2 separate regions of the Homo sapiens genome follow, and region 2 is linked to region 1. A link is a loop called in an ENCODE intact Hi-C map of the cell type or tissue named here. Cell type or tissue: Calu3. All regions are shown on one strand. Each heading gives the region's core, and the rest is flanking DNA. Links, peaks and the distances in the headings are about the cores only.

What was found. Hi-C counts contacts between places; a loop is a spot of excess contacts. Peaks named below come from ENCODE experiments on the same cell type or tissue, not always from the same donor. Only the 100,000 strongest peaks of a DNase experiment are listed, where the experiment ranks them.
Region 2: it touches region 1 in a loop (4-fold over the local background); 16 of 110 quality-filtered maps call a loop at or near these places.

What each region holds. Positions count from the first base shown.
Region 1 is chr4:47,925,352-47,928,275 of GRCh38, forward strand. All of the region lies in intron 1 of LOC101927157 (a long non-coding RNA gene), which reads left to right. Among named protein-coding and RNA genes, the nearest start is that of NFXL1, 12 kb to the left of the region's middle. In Calu3, for the core only: a CTCF peak has its summit at 1,494; a DNase peak (open chromatin) is centred at 1,450.
Region 2 is chr4:48,002,642-48,005,565 of GRCh38, forward strand. The region is part of intron 2 of CNGA1 (cyclic nucleotide gated channel subunit alpha 1); the gene reads right to left. Among named protein-coding and RNA genes, the nearest start is that of CNGA1, 13 kb to the right of the region's middle. In Calu3, for the core only: no CTCF peak of the experiment used is centred there; a DNase peak (open chromatin) is centred at 1,150.

The DNA of each region.
Region 1 (2,924 bases), core at 191-2,690:
TTTATGGGAAACAGTATGGAGGAGATTCCTTAAAGAGCTAAAAGTAGATCTACCATTTGATCAAGCAATCCCACTACTAGATATCTACCCAAAGGAAAAGACGTCATCATATGAAAAAGACCCTTGTACACGTATGTTGACAGCAGCACAATACACAATTGCAAAGATGTGGAACCAACGTAAGTGCCCATCAACTAACGAGTGGACAAAGAAAATGTGGTGTATATACACCATGGAATACTACTCAGCCATTAAAGGAATGAAATAATACCTTTTGCCGAAACTTGGATGGAGATAGAGGCCATTAGTCTAAGTAACACAGGAACGGAAAACCAAAAACTGTATGTTCACACTTATAAGTGGAAGCTAAGTTACAAGTAGGCAAAAACATACAGAGTGATACAATCGACTTTAGAGAATCAGATGGGGGAGGATAGGAGGGGGCTGAGGATAAAAAAAAACTACACATTAGGTAACAATGTACACTACTCTGGCCATGGGTGGGCTAAAATCTCAGAATTCACCACTATATAATTCATCCATGTAACAAAAAAACCACTTGTACCCCGAAAGCTTTGGAAATAAAAAATTTTTTAAATATCATTGCTGTTATTTTTACTTTGAAATTTCAGATAGCATTTGAGAGAAACAGGTTTTTGTATTTATCAGAACAGACGGGTTAAATATTGAGAACTACAATTGTACATTTATATTTAATTTAATTTTTTAAAAAAGTATCCACAAGAATAGCTAAAAACAAAAAGACTGACAATACCAACTGTTTGCAAGAATATGGAGAAACTAGAACTCTCATACTTTCTGGTAGGAATGGATATTGGTTCAAACACTCAAAAAATGTTTAGCAGCATCTACTAAAGCTAAACATGGCCCACTACTAAAGCACTATGACCAAGCAATTCCACTTCTTTTTATGCACACACACGAAATGAGTGCATAGCTTCACAGAAACTCATGTTTATAGCAGGTATATTCAAGATAGCCAAAACCCAGAAGCAACTGTAATGTCATCAACAGGAGAATAGAAAAGTAAATTGTGATACATTAATAAAATGCTATGCAAAAAGATGCGGGTTCCACAGGGCCAACTGGAGGAGTTGAGTATGCTTGGATTTGGGTATACATGGGGATCCTGGAACCATTCCCCAGAGTATACCAAGGGACGACTGTCATTGTATTTATTCATTACTGACATGTTCTCTTAATATGGATTGTTTTTGCCAAAGTATTCATACGCAACTTCTCAAATACACTTATACTTGATAAGTACATCTATACTTAGGTAAACATTGTGCCAGTTACCAATGTATTGCCTCTCTGCTCCAATTCATGTTTACGTATATGCCGTGTAACAGTTGACACTCCTTTCAGCATCTCCACAGAGCACGATGTTCTGTTTTTGCAGTAGAGGGCGCCGAAGAGGCACTGTGAGAAGGACCGTGGTCTCCCAGTGTTTCTGACTGCTACACAGAATGTCTGCGATCTTGCAGCCTCGGTCTGGACTGGCGATAACATTCCTGAGCAGTTTTCGTACGGGGAAACGGGCCCCAAAGCCCTCCGGCTCACCCCAGGTGCCCTAAACCACCACTCATTTTGCTACTGACATTTCCTCCCGCAAGTCCCAGCACCTGCCTCCACTCCCACCCATTGCAGATCCAGGCACAGCTCACCTGTATCCCAGCCCCTAATCTCTATGTGCAAGTGCACCCTGATCACTGATTACTGTGTTCTACATGCATTCCAAAGAGTTACTTCCTACTTGCCCAGGACTGCAGACCAGCTCTGACTAGAACAGACCAGCAAGCGTCTTTGCTATCCAGTGTGCTGAACTACACCTTCTCCAATAAGATCTGAACTCTTATTGTCCTTCCTTATGTACCTGCCCCCCCAGGTCTAGAATACCATAGTTTCCTTGTAGTTGTTCTTTTATCGAAGTTTAATAAATCTTTGTATTAAATTTAACCCAATGTGTGCTTTTGTTGTTAATTGGACCCTGACTGACACAGGCACTGTATACGTTTTATATCAATTTTACTTGAAATACTAATATGACCCAACCAAACTTCAGGAATGAAAAGAAAAAGGAAAAAGAAAAAATATCATGAAGTGCAAATTTACCAGGCAAAATAAGAAAGCTGTTCTGCCATGGGTAGGGCAGAGGAAAATTAGAAAAATTAAATTATCACATTGACTTTCCTAGCCAGCCCTAACTTTAGGGGACTGAATCCTTTTTTGCACTACTTAGTAATACTCTAATGATTAAAAAAGTACTGTATAATATGAATTTCATTAAAATAAAGTAATTTGAACAAAACTGGACTATCATTTTACTTTTTTAGAATAACCTTCATAACAGAGAAAATAAACTAAGCACTCACCATATTTAATATACATTTTTTCAAATACTCAGCTAAATAATTTGTCAATCAATAAGTAATGGAGTCTAACAGATATTCAGTATTGTCAGGCACTGGACAGACATACTCAGAGATGGGAAGGGTTCACTGTATGTAAAGTACAAAGGTAAGGATAAAGAGGTCATGAAGTTGCTGAGAACTAAGAAAATGATTAAGGGAAAGGTGAGATTTGAATGGAAGGAGGCATTCTGAGTGGTAGGGATGTCATGAGTCAAAGTTTAAATATGAAAATAAGCATAGCCCGTGCTTGGGATCAGAATGGAGAAAATTCTGTTGAATCCCACAGCCAAGGTGATAAATAGGGTTAGCAAAGACCTTGAAAACAGAAGTAGAAAAGTTTGGTCTCAATGTTGATGGTAGATAACCATTATGAGGTTTAAGAAAAGGGAGGTAACATCATAAAAGCAATATTTTTCAGGAAAACTAATATAGAGATAGGATGCTTTGAGATGGGGAGGGCCTTGTGGTAGAATGGCCAACTAGAATTAA
Region 2 (2,924 bases), core at 180-2,679, 77 kb after region 1:
TGGGTTGGCTGGTCCAGGTGGAGCCGTGGGTGTCAGACATGCAAAAAAAAAAAAAAAACAAAAACAAAAAACCCTGAAAAGATATCTCAAAAGGCCAGTGTTAGGTTCTACAATATTGATGTTATTTGCAGGAGTAATTGGGGAAGCTCATATCTTATAACCTCCGGAATAATGGCTGGCAATGGTTTATGTCTGCACCTTAGCAGGACTCAGGCTCCCCTCCTCCCCACAGCCTGATGGCCTCCCATTAGCTTTATAAAAGTGAATGAGTTTTAGGATAAGACTTATTATCATTTAAACCATAGCCTAAATATCTTTCAAAGTTAGCTTGGTCCTGTGAACCCTGAAAATCTGAGACATGTCTCAGTTAATTTACAAAATTTATTTTGCCAAGGTTGAGAACACAACCCCATGACACAGCCTCAGGAGGTCCTGATGACATGTGCCCAAGGTGGTCAGAGCATCACTGGGTTTTATACATTCTAGGGACACATGAGACATCAATCAACATATGTAAGGTGAACACTGGTTCTGTCTGGAAAGGCAGGATAACTCAAAGCAAAAGCAGGAAGATTGGAAGCAGGGAGGGGGCTTTCAGGTCATAGGTAGATAAGAGACAAATAGTTGCATTATTTTGAGTTTCTGATTAACCTCTCCAAAGGAGGCAATCAGATATGCATTTATCCCAGTGAGCAGAGGGCTGACTTTGAATAGAATGGGAGGCAGTTTGGCCCTAAGCAGTTACCAACTTAACTTTTTTCTTTAGCTTAGTGACTTAGGAGCCCCAAGATATATTTTCCTTTCACATTTTCCCCCCTTTTCTGTGGGCAGCAAGTCACCCAGGTGCCGAGGCAAGAGACCAAGGACACGAGCTGTTCCAGTATAATAAAATATAAAATAAGAATAGTTATACCAGATATAGATCTTAGATATGATTATATATGAATATTATTAATCATTAGTTTGTAGCAATTACTCTTTATTCCAATATTATAACAACCCTCGCTCTATAATCATAACCTAGGAAAAACCAGGCCATACAGAGATAGGAGCTGAGGAGACATTGGGAGAAGTGACCAGAAGACAAGAGTGTGAACCTTCTGTTATGCCCAGACAGGGCCACCAGAGGGCTCCTTGGTCTAGCAGTAATGCCAGCATCTGGGAAGATGCCCTTTGCCAAGTGGACCGTGGTCTAGTGGTAGCATTAGTGTCAAGGAAAAACACCTGCTACTTAGCAGACCAGGAAAGGGAGTCTCCCTTTCCCCAGGGGAGTTTAGAAAAGACTCTATCCTCCACCTCTTGTGGAAGGCCTGACATTAGTCAGGCCCGCCCGCAGTTATCCAGAGGCCTAACCATCTCTCTGTGATGCTGTGCTTCAGTGGTCATGCTTCTAGTCCGCCTTCATGTTCCATCTTGTACACCTGGCTCTGCCGTTTAGTTAGCAGTAGCAAATTAGTGAAAGTACTAAGTCTCTGAGAAGCAGAAATAATAATGTAAGCTGTTTCTCTCTTTCTCCTCTCTCTCTCTGCCTCAGCTGCCAGGCAGGAAAGGGCCCCCTGTCCAGTGGACACGTGACCCATGTGGCCTTACCTATCATTGGAGATGGCTCACACTCCTTACCCTGCCCCTTTGTCTTGTATCCAATAAATATCAGCGCAGCCTGGCATTCAGGGCCACTACCGGTCTCCGCGTCTTTGTGGTAGTGGTCCCCCAGGCCCAGCTGTCTTTTTTTAATCTCTTTGTCTTGTGCCTTTATTTCTACACTCTCTCATCTCTGCACACGAGGAGAAAACCCACCGACCCTGTGGGGCTGGACCCTACACTTTTCTTTTAAAAAATCCTTTGGAGAAAGCATTTTAGAAGAAAATGCGTCTCTAGTCTGAGGTTTTGTCCGATCTCTCATGGCTAGGATGGTTTATTCCTAGATGGGTAGGTCCCAAGTTATTTAGGAAGGCTCACTTTTAGCAGGCTGTAAAGTCTCATGTCCTATAAAGAGAAAATAGGAGGAGGAAGGGAGAAAAACAAGAACAAACAAAGGAACAATCCTGGAAAATGCATATAGGCCACACTACTCTGAAGTCCACATATCAATAGACAGGCAGTAAGTGGCTTATGTATGTAAATAGGTTGTTGTTATTTTCTTCTGAAGTTTAAGTTGTCTAGCTTCTGTTCACAGGGCTTTATGAATGCACAGCTTAGTTTTCAGTGACTCCAAATTAGGATAAATGGGGGAGTGGGGGTGGGGGTAAAGAAGGAAAAGAAACTGAAAGCAATATTTTGAAGGCTTGTAGCCAAGAAAAATTAGAACTCAGTCCAAACTGTAGAAAATAATAAAAGTTGAAAAACATTAGGCAAGACTGGAATCTAAGAACAGGTGTACTATAGTTTTTGAAACATAATTTTTCCTCTCCAGTTTCCCATTTTTACTAAAGACAAATCGTGGTTGGACTGATTTGCTTTTTTATTATTTATTTATTTATTTATTTATTTATTTGAGATGGAGTCTTGCTCTTGTTGCCAGGATGGAGTGCAGAGGTGTGATCTCAGCTCACTGCAACCTCCGCCTCCGAGGTTCAAGCAATTATCCTGCCTCGGCCTCCTGAGTAGCTGGGATTACAGGCATGTGCCACCACGCCTGGCTAATTTTTGTATTTTTAGTAGAGATGGGGTTTCTCCATCTTGGCCAGGCTGGTCTCGAACTCCTGAACTCATGATCCATCCACCTTGGACTTCCAAAGTGCTGGGATTACAGGTGTGAGCCACCACGCCCGGCCCTGACTTGCTTTATTATACTTGGCCTGATTATTTGTTTACAGTGCAACAAAAATAATTTTTTTACATAGGCTTTTAAATTGGCTTTGATGGTACTTTATTCCATAGAAGAAATCTCACATAAGACTTTTTTAAAGTCAAACCCAGCCATG